2 separate regions of the Homo sapiens genome follow, and region 1 is linked to region 2. A link is a contact called in ENCODE Hi-C or POLR2A ChIA-PET data. All regions are on one chromosome and are shown on one strand. The core of a region is the stretch at or near the end of the contact, and the rest is flanking DNA. Distances in the headings are between cores, read along the strand shown.

Region 1 (5,122 bases), core at 77-2,576, 210 kb after region 2:
TTACAGTGTACCAGAAAACAAAAAGACGCTGTGAAATATTGAGCCCAATTGTCAATTGTCGGCATGTGCGTTCTTAAAAATTTGACACTCAGAAACCATGGGCTGCTTCATTAGGACCTTTAGGGAGATTACATTTCTACCGGCAGTTCCAGGAGAACACAAATAGACTAATGACAATACACTTAACTGTAACAATGACAATCCTGATAATTACTGACTTCCAAAATACAACAATTCAAGAAAGACTGCTTAGTAGAGAATAAAAGGTAACAATAAATTTCTTAGTTTAGAAGCATAAGTTTCATTTTAATACCTATGAAAAATATAAATATGTGGATTAAATAGAATGTCTAATGTTTTCTCAGACCCCAGTGGTTTGAGAAAAGCCTACCTGGATTTAGCCGGTCACACCTCTCTTTTCATAACCATTGCAATTTTAAGCATATTTGTCATCTGTGCAAATTTCTAGAGAAAAGTCAGAATTGTGTTTGAAGAAATCACTCTGCACAAGTAAACCCTTGCCAAACAGCAAGTGCCAGGAGACGATGTTTCACAAAGCTTTTAAAAATTATTATTATTATTATTATTATTATTATTTTGCACACATTATCTAGTTTGGTAAAACTGTCACCAATTTACAATCCGGAATCACCATGTGAGTCGAATTAACAAATGTATTAGCAACTTGTAGTCAACCAGATTGCAGTTCCAGCTCCCTAACTCAATGCAATTTTAATAATTTCTCTTCTCTGAGTCTATCTCAGTTTCTCATCTGTAAAATGAGTAAAAGCAAACCACTTGCAGTTCAGATGTTGAGATTCGGTGGGAAGGACCTCGAGAAACAGCGGACAATTTCAGGATTTAGGACTTTAGGTCTTGATGGGTGGATGGTACTGTGGAAGCTGTTTACTTGTTTGTATTTCTAGAATCGGAAGGTAAAGCGAAAGGGATGGAAACGAGCGAATGGAAGAAGTAGGACAGACACCAGACAGAGATCAACTCCAGGGACTCTTCCGGACCTGCAGGGCAGGCAGAGCATTCGGTTGCTAGGCAGCTGCGCCTCCTGGGAGGGTGGGGGACCCCAGGGGCAGGTGTCTAACTCACTACCTTTTTGTTTAGCCGCGGTGCCTTCTTTTCAAAATCAATGAAACCTGTAGCCTTTAAAAGTAGACATCTTTTTCCAACCAAGTTTAGGCAAGCCCTGTAGCCGAGTTCTGCTTGCGGTTGTTTTTCTTTTTCCTGTTCTCAGGCGCGCTGCGGGCACCTCTCGGACAAGGCCCCAGCCGTCGCGGGTTGCCGGGCAGAGTCGGACGCCGCCAGCTCTTCACTCCACGCCCACCTCTCTCCTGGAGCGCTGGGCCTTCGCTGGCCGCACCGGCAGCCATGAGCTCGGAGATGGAGCCGCTGCTCCTGGCCTGGAGCTATTTTAGGCGCAGGAAGTTCCAGCTCTGCGCCGATCTATGCACGCAGATGCTGGAGAAGTCCCCTTATGACCAGGTACCGGCCAGCTCCCGTCAGCCTGTGCATCCTGACGCTGAGGCTGCGGGGTCTGGGGCATATCCCAGCCCCGGGTTGGGAGGCCGGGGAGGAAGGCCCGAGGCGGGGCTGACCGTTCGGCCCTCGGAGGCGCCCGGAGCGAGACCTTGTGGAGCTGTGACTAGCGGGTCCGCTGTCCGCCACGTCCACGGGGATAGCAAGTTCTGTGCCATGACCGCCCCCTCCTCACAATTTTCAGCCTCCCCTCCCCTATACGTGTCCCAGAATGAGAGCCCTGAACTTTACTTGACGAGGAACTTTGATAATTCGTTTATACTTGCATATTGATGGGCTTTAAGCTCTCAGCGTGTGCGTTGTTAATTTCTAAAAAATATGCATAAACAAAGATCTGTGACTCTCCACCTCCTGTTAACATAGCTGCCTTCTTCCTTTTGGATCGAACATGTGATCCTCCCACCTCATCTTTAGACTGTTGTCCAAGAGTGAAGGAGGCCATGAGTTTAGCTTGAGGCAAATATGCAAATTAGAAGAATGAGAATCTAGGAGGGAGAAAGATACATTCATTATTTAAAAAATTACCTAGGCAAGGGAAGCTCTAATTGTAGGAGGGAGAAATGGGAAAGAAAGGCTCCTTACAAGAAGGAATGATGGCATTGATGAAAAGAGAACTTAAACTAGAGTAATGTGTATAGCGAGTGGAAAAGGTAGTATACAATGTACGTGAGCGGTACAATTCTGGTGGGCAGGTGGCTCCTGGAATAGGCAAAAAAGGAGAAAATGGGAGAACAGAAGTAGCGCTGCGGCAGTTTGTCAGTGCTTTTAGTAAGTGCGGAATATACCTACGTAGTTCTAGTTCCCTAGCTTTTCCTCTAGTGGTGTTGCCTTGGAGATGTTAGAAAAAATGGAAAATTGAAGGGAGTTACAAAAGCGGAGGCCTGAGTGTGAATGCTGTTACTAGGCTCTGCCTTAGCTCCCAGCAAATGGATGATGGATGATAACCTGCTGAGATGAACATTTTGTCTTTCAGATAGTACATCTCTCTTAGAACAGCCTACGTTAGTGGTAATACAAAGCTAGGTTCTGTTGTTAGTTCACATTAATTAATAGGACTATATTTCTGTAGACAAGCATTTTTCCAAGGTTTTTTTAAATTTTTTTTATTTTTTTTTATTTTTTTTTGAGACGGAGTCTCGCTCTGTCGCCCAGGCTGGAGTGCAGTGGCACGGCGCGATCTCGGCTGTCTGCAACCTCCGCCTCCCAGGTTCAAGCGATTCTCCTGCCTCAGACTACCGAGTAGCTGGGACTACAGTTACGTGCCACCAAGCCTGGCTAATTTTTTTGTATTTTTAGTAGAGACGGGATTTCACCGTGTTAGCCAGGGTGGTCTCGAACTCCTGACCTCGTGATCCGTCTGCCTCGGCCTCCCAAAGTGTTGGGATTACAGGCATGAGCCACCGCGCCCAGCCCCCAAATGTGTTTTTGGCATAGTAATCTTATAGATATTGCTTAAAAAAATACACAATCAAATATGTTTGGGACTTGTGACAAAATATTGACCCTTTACGTTGGTACAACAGAAGCTTGTTAAGAACCTTTGATGTGGCCGGGCACGGTGGCTTATGCCTGTAAACCCAGCGCTTTGGGAGGCCGAGGCGGGCGGATCACGAGGTCAGGAGATTGAGACCATCCTGGCTAACACGGTGAAACCCCCTCTCTACTAAAAATAGAAAAAATTAGCCGGGCGTGTTGGCGGGCGCCTGTAGTCCCAGTTACTCGGGAGGCCGAGGTAGGAGAATGGCGTGAACCCGGAAGGCGGAGCTTGCAGTGAGCGGAGATCGCACCACTGCACTCCACACTCCACAGCCTGGGCGACAGAGAGACTCTGTCTCAAAAAAAGAACCTTTGATGTGCCAGACATTGTTCTAGGCACAATGGTTTGCAGGAACTTTATGTGCCATTTTAATTTTTCCATTGAGTTACGGTAGTTTTCATTCTGTGTTCCACGAAACAGTAGTCCCAAGAGCTGTTCAGTGAGAACAAGTTCCCTCATTAAGTACATTTGGGAAATGTATGTTCCTTCTTGGAGATTCAGGATGCACCCTAAAGGCTCTGAGTAGTTTTGAAGAAAAGGAAACTAATTTTGCCTATTTTTGATTAATCCAAATAATTAAATAGTTCTGAAACTTATTTGACCACCGGATTCCTTTTTTTTTTTGACCCAGGGAAAGGGTCAGATATCTTCACTGTTATCCTGGGAAGATGTTGGTACATCGGGAAATGTAGGCAAAGCAGCAATATTTTTATTAATAGTTAAGACCCTCTAATCTTGAGTTCATAGTGACATTCAGTATTGCACCTATAAATTGAGATATCAGGACTTGATATATATTCATCTCAATGACCTTTCATTGAGTGCTTACTACAGATTGTGTATCCCTTATCCGAAAAGCTTGTGACCAGACCTGAATAGAAGTTTCAAAAAAAGTTATTGTTTTATTTTTATGAGCAAGGGTTGATATGTTCAGCTCCAATATATATAGAGTAGGTCTAAGAGAATCAGTACCAGATCTGGAGGAAATTTGATATTCTTTTCCTTTCTAATAATTTTTATTTGTTTTATTTGTTTGTTTTGTTTTGTTGAGGTAGTTTATTATGGTTGAACTGTATGTATTGCCAGAATAATGAGTAGCATTTTACCAGGAATAGACGTTTAACTTGATGTCATCTTACCAGAGTTAGGTTTTGTTACTAGGTAGGGCTATTGAAAAGTTTACAGGGCTTACTCATGTTAGTCATTCTTTGACCTAACTTTGAACACTGTGCTGTTATTACTCTATGTTTTTCGTAACACCAGTTTCTGTATTTTGCACCCAGTTGTTATTTCATGTTGGAAATATTTCCCAGAATGATTTTTCCCAAGCTTGAAGAAATCCTGCCTTTTTCTTCATTAAAAAAATTAATATTTATGTTAGAGTGTTGATGCAATTAAAGAAGAGCTTTAGGAAGGAAGCTTAAGGAAGTTCCTTTGATTACAAGCTTGAAAATTATCTTTCCTTAGAACATGACTCCACAATAGCAGGTTTGTGTGGTATCCCAAGCACCTGATGCAGAGTCAGGCACACAGGGGCTTTTGATATGTATTTGCTGAATGAGTGCGTCGATCATGTTCATGTGTGTGTTTTGATGGAGTTGTTCATATTTGTCAGCTTCCTCTCTATGAAGGTCGTCGTAGTTGCTTGATGATCTTTGTCTTCCCCTGCCCCATCCTTAATTCTCAGCACCATATGTTCTTAAATGTACACTTACTTTTTCAAATAAATATAATTTCATTATGGGCATTCTTAATTCTTGTTTTGAGGGTCAGTTTTTAAAAATCAATTTTTAAAATGCTTCCTAGGTTCCTCCAGGAGAGTGTTTCTAATAGTAATGATCATCATTGCTATCTCTTACAGTGCTTTCTTTGTTTCGGTGGAGGAAGTTAAATGATGGAGAGATTCACAATCTATGAAAAGCTAACAGAAATGTGACCAGAGCGTGAGCAGATGGTCCTCTGCTCCGCAGTTAGCTGGTTCACCTTCATGCCCCTTTAGCCTCATGGGCATTTACTGAGGTTTTGACATTTGAG
Region 2 (4,716 bases), core at 203-2,702:
ATAATGTTCATAATCCACCATGAAAACAGCATTGGCCAAAGGTACTGAGGCTGCTTAAAATATTCAATTCTGCTTTTTAATTTTTAAGTGAATTTAGTTTGAAAAGCATGATTATACAGGCCTCTCAGGCTGAGTGCTACTTTGGTAAAGTTCCCAGTTTTCCTGCCTTCTGTGACAGGATGAATGAGGTGGGTATGGACAGTGGAGGCAGCTGGAATGGCAAGTGCAGAAAATAGGAACAGTTCTATACAGTGCTCTCATTTACTAATAACATAATGCCTTCTAAATAATTTTTTTGGGAAACTACATTATCACAAAATTATACAAATTTTTTTACAAGTATTTACATACTGTATCTGAAAACAGACTTTAAAGTCACAAGATTATAAATGTACATATATATTCTCACATTCTGAAAAATAACATTCTCAGAATCCACAGAAAATATACTTAGTTACTACTGAAGATAATTTTTGAAATGTAAAAATTAGATTTAAATAGTATATTTTAAATGACAGAACTATAATTACAGAGATCAGATCAGATAGGTAAACTGCAAGATAGATAGGATGAAACTTTTGGCCTACTGTATTACTTACAGAGTTTTTTTGTGTGTGGTTTTTAAAACTGTTAAGGCAAGAAGTGTCAAATGCTTTAGAGTTAAATAACAGATCACTGATTTCAAAGACTTGGTGTATAGTGTTAAAAATTAAAGCTTAAAAGGTGGTTAGAAAAGTGGATTAATGCAAAAGGGGTAATAAAGACTGCAACATTCTCAGGACCAAATTAAACTGCTAAAAAAAAAAAAAAAGTTCATTGACTTGCTTAGTCGTATACTCAAATGATGATAAACCTACATGTGCAAAGGCTCACGTTTAAGATTGTCAAGCCAGCAGTCTACTGTTGTGTTGCCATTGCTTTTCCATTGGGAGAAGAAAGAATTAACCAGTCATTAAACCATTTGGTAAGTTGCACTTTGCTGTGCTGATCCCACAGGAAAGGCTTGAAACACGAGAAGCAGCAAAGACAGAGCACACAAGTGCATAAGGCTGTTGTCTTCGGCTTGGGTGAAATGACAGTTCCTCTTCATTCTAAAGGTTTACTCCATTGAATTTAAGGCATTTGTTCATTCCAGTGTTGAGATGCTTTGCATCTCTGCAGAAGAAATTTATTTTAAATTGTTTAAATATCTGGAAATACTTTTAGCTATCATTTATAAAGATAGTTTTGTTCTCAGTTTCACTATAAATTATAGAACAAATGGGAAACAAGGGTTTAATTTAGTTCAGCCATTTTACAAGGAAATAATAAAATACTAAAATCTGATTGTTTTTTGCTATTTAATAGCCACTGCCCAGACACATATTTAAGAGTTTAATCTTTCAGTTGCTATGGCTTATGAACAAGCTAAGGTTGACCATAAAACATTTGTTGGATGACGTGGTTTAAAATGATCACCACAAAAAGGGACCACAAAAAAAGGAAGGAAATGAGCATGGTTGGCGATTGGAAGCAAGGGTACCAGAGGGCACAGTGTGCTTTGGCATGCATTTTATACATAAAATGAATGGAACAAAAGGTGCCAGAAGTCCCAGGTTACACAATCAGGAGCTTAGATACTGCACACAAAAATAATTATCTGGGTTAAAAAAGTAAACATAGGGCAGATTCTATATGGCCTATCATGTTTCTTCACCTTCCCCTCGTTGCTGGCTGATACAGCGAGGTGGTCAGCTGATGACTACTTAGTCAATATGACCTTTAGTCGTGAAACTGACAGCAGCAGTGATTAAGGCTGACTTAATCAGGTTGGCCACTTTGAAGGACAGAAATGCAGTGGAAACAGTTTTATTCTATGTAGTTTACATGCTTAAGGTTACAGAGTTTCTACCTGCACTGTAATGGAAATATAATTTCTCTGTAGCCAAAAGCTGGCAAACTTGACCCAGAGGGAAAATTTAAAACTGCAGCAGGCTCAAATGTAGAGTATTTTTCTTTTTATGGGCAGGTTGTTCAGGGATTTTTTTCCTCCTTTAATTTATTGACTGACTGTAAATACATGAGTAGAAACTTAATAGTCATGTATTTCAAAATTTGGCTTAATTTAGGAGAATCCACTGATGAACAAGTACCAACTTACGTTTCAAGCTTCTTAGCCCCATAATCAGTCCTTCAGCCACAGCTATTTAGAGCTTTAAAACTACCAGGTTCAATCACTGGTTATGCTTTCTGTGATGTAATTTAGTCATTTCTATTTTTAGTATTAACCAAGTATTAGACACAGAAAATAGGTATTAAGAATCTTCATATATCCTGTCAGACCAAATGGGATTCCAGGAACCTAAAGCGATCTATTATGCTATAAAGATAATTAACACATTAAAAACTCATAGGGTCAATACAGCATCTTAAACCTCACACTTAGAAAAATATATTTTTAAATAGCAGTCTACATAATTTTCAATCTTCAGGAAACTACAGATAGGCTAGACAGCGAATTCCTGAATGATGAGTAGTGATCTTTGGCAGCATTTAAAGTGAAAAGAAATAAGGATCTAAGAATTCAGCCCTAATCCACTAAAAAAAGGAATTCTAACTGACAAGTTTTTACAAATGGAGTTGGGCTCATTCATTTTGGAAATAAACCTATGGAGTGGCACACATCTAAACAAATTTTCCCAATAGAAAAAAGGCTATAAAAATTTTATTCCAAGAGTGATTAAATTGTATAATGTTGTATATGTGAATTTAACACTTTTGTTTACATGTTAAACAAATGTGTATATATTAGACTACATTAAATATGCAATTCTTTCTTCCAGTTAAATACTGTTGCTCCCTAAAACCCTTACATTGTACACCATTGGGAATGATTGTTCATCATACTACTTTTCCATTAGTGAGGCTACAGTTATGTTTTAAATGTGCGATTACAGAGATGGCATCTGAACATAAACTGATGGCTCGAAAATGAAAATGGAAATGTAGCAGCCATATACTGCTAACTTTGGATCTGTTCCTGAATTCAAAACTACTAGGAGAAAAGTGTCCTTTATAAAAAAGGACCTTATTAATGCCTAAAAAACATCATATTCTCTAGGAAAGCTTGTGTCTGTTTCCTTAGGGAAAATGTTTGCCTTTTAAAAACTGTGATCCTTTAGGATGATCATGACTTTCCCTTTCCTTATGGAAATGCAAGAATAAAATATTTCATTAAACAATGAACCTTGAAAATAAAATATAAACATTAAGAAACCATTTTGCTAAAAAGATAATGAAAATTATCCAAATTGGGTTTTTGAGTTCTTCTGTAAAGAGTGCTCTACCCTAAATTTTCCCAGCAGGTCTGCCGAAATCACACACTTCCCAATACAGGGGGACTTGGCCTTTACCATCAAGTATTCGATCCTTCCTTGAAATGGCATTATCTGGCAGTGTATGGATTACGGATTATACCCAGTGCATATAGCAAATATTTTGAACAGATCAGTCTTTCACTATTTTGATGATTCTGGGCATTTCTCCCTGTTACAGTCTTGGGTTAGCACCACTTGACCATGCAGGGTTGGGTTTTGGTTTTTCTTCTCTGTAATTCTGGTCTCAAAGTTAATTTCTGTAGTCATCTCAGCATCTCTCAGTGAGGTGTATGTACACATTTCCAGACAAATAAGCTGCAATCAGAGAAGAAAATTGCAGGGAGTTAATTATGTTTTTAGATTTTCATAACAGTTTAATATTTTTCAGTTGTGCTTTCAGGTTACATGTGTAATATTTTTCCTCTTTAACTCCTTTTATTCTGTATTTGCATAAATATGAGATTCTGAAGAGCCATCTGGTTATACTACCTTCTACTAATGTTGACTAGCTGATTTCATAAACCAAAGCTGTAGGAGTTGTTGTATTAAGTCTCTTAACTAGTAACATAGTCTGCTCTTCATGGGCTGAGAAAGTTACTAACCTGCAGTCATCACCTCCAGCACTAACAACATGTCGATCACCACTGGTAAATCGAATATTTGTCACATGGGGCGAATGACCCAAGAACCTTTTGTGTTTTGCCTAAAAAACAATGACAGACAAGCTCAGGGCATTTGGTGCACACAGAAGTCAAAGGCTCTTATTAGGAACTATAATCTCTATGACAAGAGCTGTGGAGAGAGTAGGGAGTTAGCACCGCAGCCAGTGATTAGAATGCTTTTCAGCATGAGTAGTGGATCTGCAAAACCAGGCTGTGTGGGCAGTCAGATGTCTCCAGGTACTCTGACCATTTTTCTCTAAGGAAAAGCATTTGAAATTTGATAACTGATTATAGGTTTGGTGAAAAGCTAATTACAGCTTTTGTAGGATGGTTCCAAAGATGGTATTACTCGAGGGAGAGGATTTGTTTCTAATAGCTTTTATTTCAAAGTAAATAGATTTAGAAAGTTTGGGGAAAAATTTAGAAATTAGGACAAAACATTTTAAATATATGGGGAAAAGTGCTGATGATAAGACATCAAAATTAGGAGTAAACTGATAATAGTAAACAAAACACAAACTTACAAATTTTTCTGGACATGGGAAGTCAAATAACTTAACCATGCCAAAGTCATCTCCTGTAACAAGACTGATTCCTGAATGAGATACACAGGCACAGTTGACATCAGCTTTCTCAGCATGTCTGGACCAGATTCCCAAAACCTCATCTCCTAGAATACTAGAGGGAAGGAACAAAAG

What was found. Hi-C counts contacts between places; a loop is a spot of excess contacts on that map. ChIA-PET counts read pairs that join two places held with the same protein, here RNA polymerase II (POLR2A). Pooled maps may share reads with other maps.
Region 1: a loop to region 2 is called in a map of chondrocyte, with 2.1 times the contacts of the local background. The contact joins the promoter of TTC8 here to the enhancer-like site in region 2. A Hi-C loop is called at or near these places in 1 of 168 maps with a recorded cell type or tissue (chondrocyte), 2 of 37 single-sample maps with no recorded cell type and 4 of 50 pooled maps. POLR2A ChIA-PET finds 5 or more read pairs at or near these places in 1 of 52 experiments (PC-9).

The regions. Positions count from the first base shown.
Region 1 is chr14:88,823,325-88,828,446 of GRCh38, forward strand. It overlaps TTC8 (tetratricopeptide repeat domain 8), which reads left to right and starts at 1,327. Exons shown (of 15, transcript NM_144596.4): 1 at 1,327-1,497. The coding sequence starts at 1,384. RefSeq lists an enhancer at 979-1,338.
Region 2 is chr14:88,612,184-88,616,899 of GRCh38, forward strand. It overlaps ZC3H14 (zinc finger CCCH-type containing 14), which reads left to right. Exons shown (of 17, transcript NM_024824.5): 17 at 1-4,716. It overlaps EML5 (EMAP like 5), which reads right to left. Exons shown (of 44, transcript NM_183387.3): 42 at 4,543-4,696; 43 at 3,959-4,059; 44 at 248-3,671. The coding sequence ends at 3,635. Among named protein-coding and RNA genes, the nearest start is that of ZC3H14, 52 kb to the left of the region's middle. Within about 2 kb of position 1,453, at least 6 of the 41 ENCODE cell types and tissues checked have a DNase peak (open chromatin) inside an H3K27ac peak, as active enhancers do.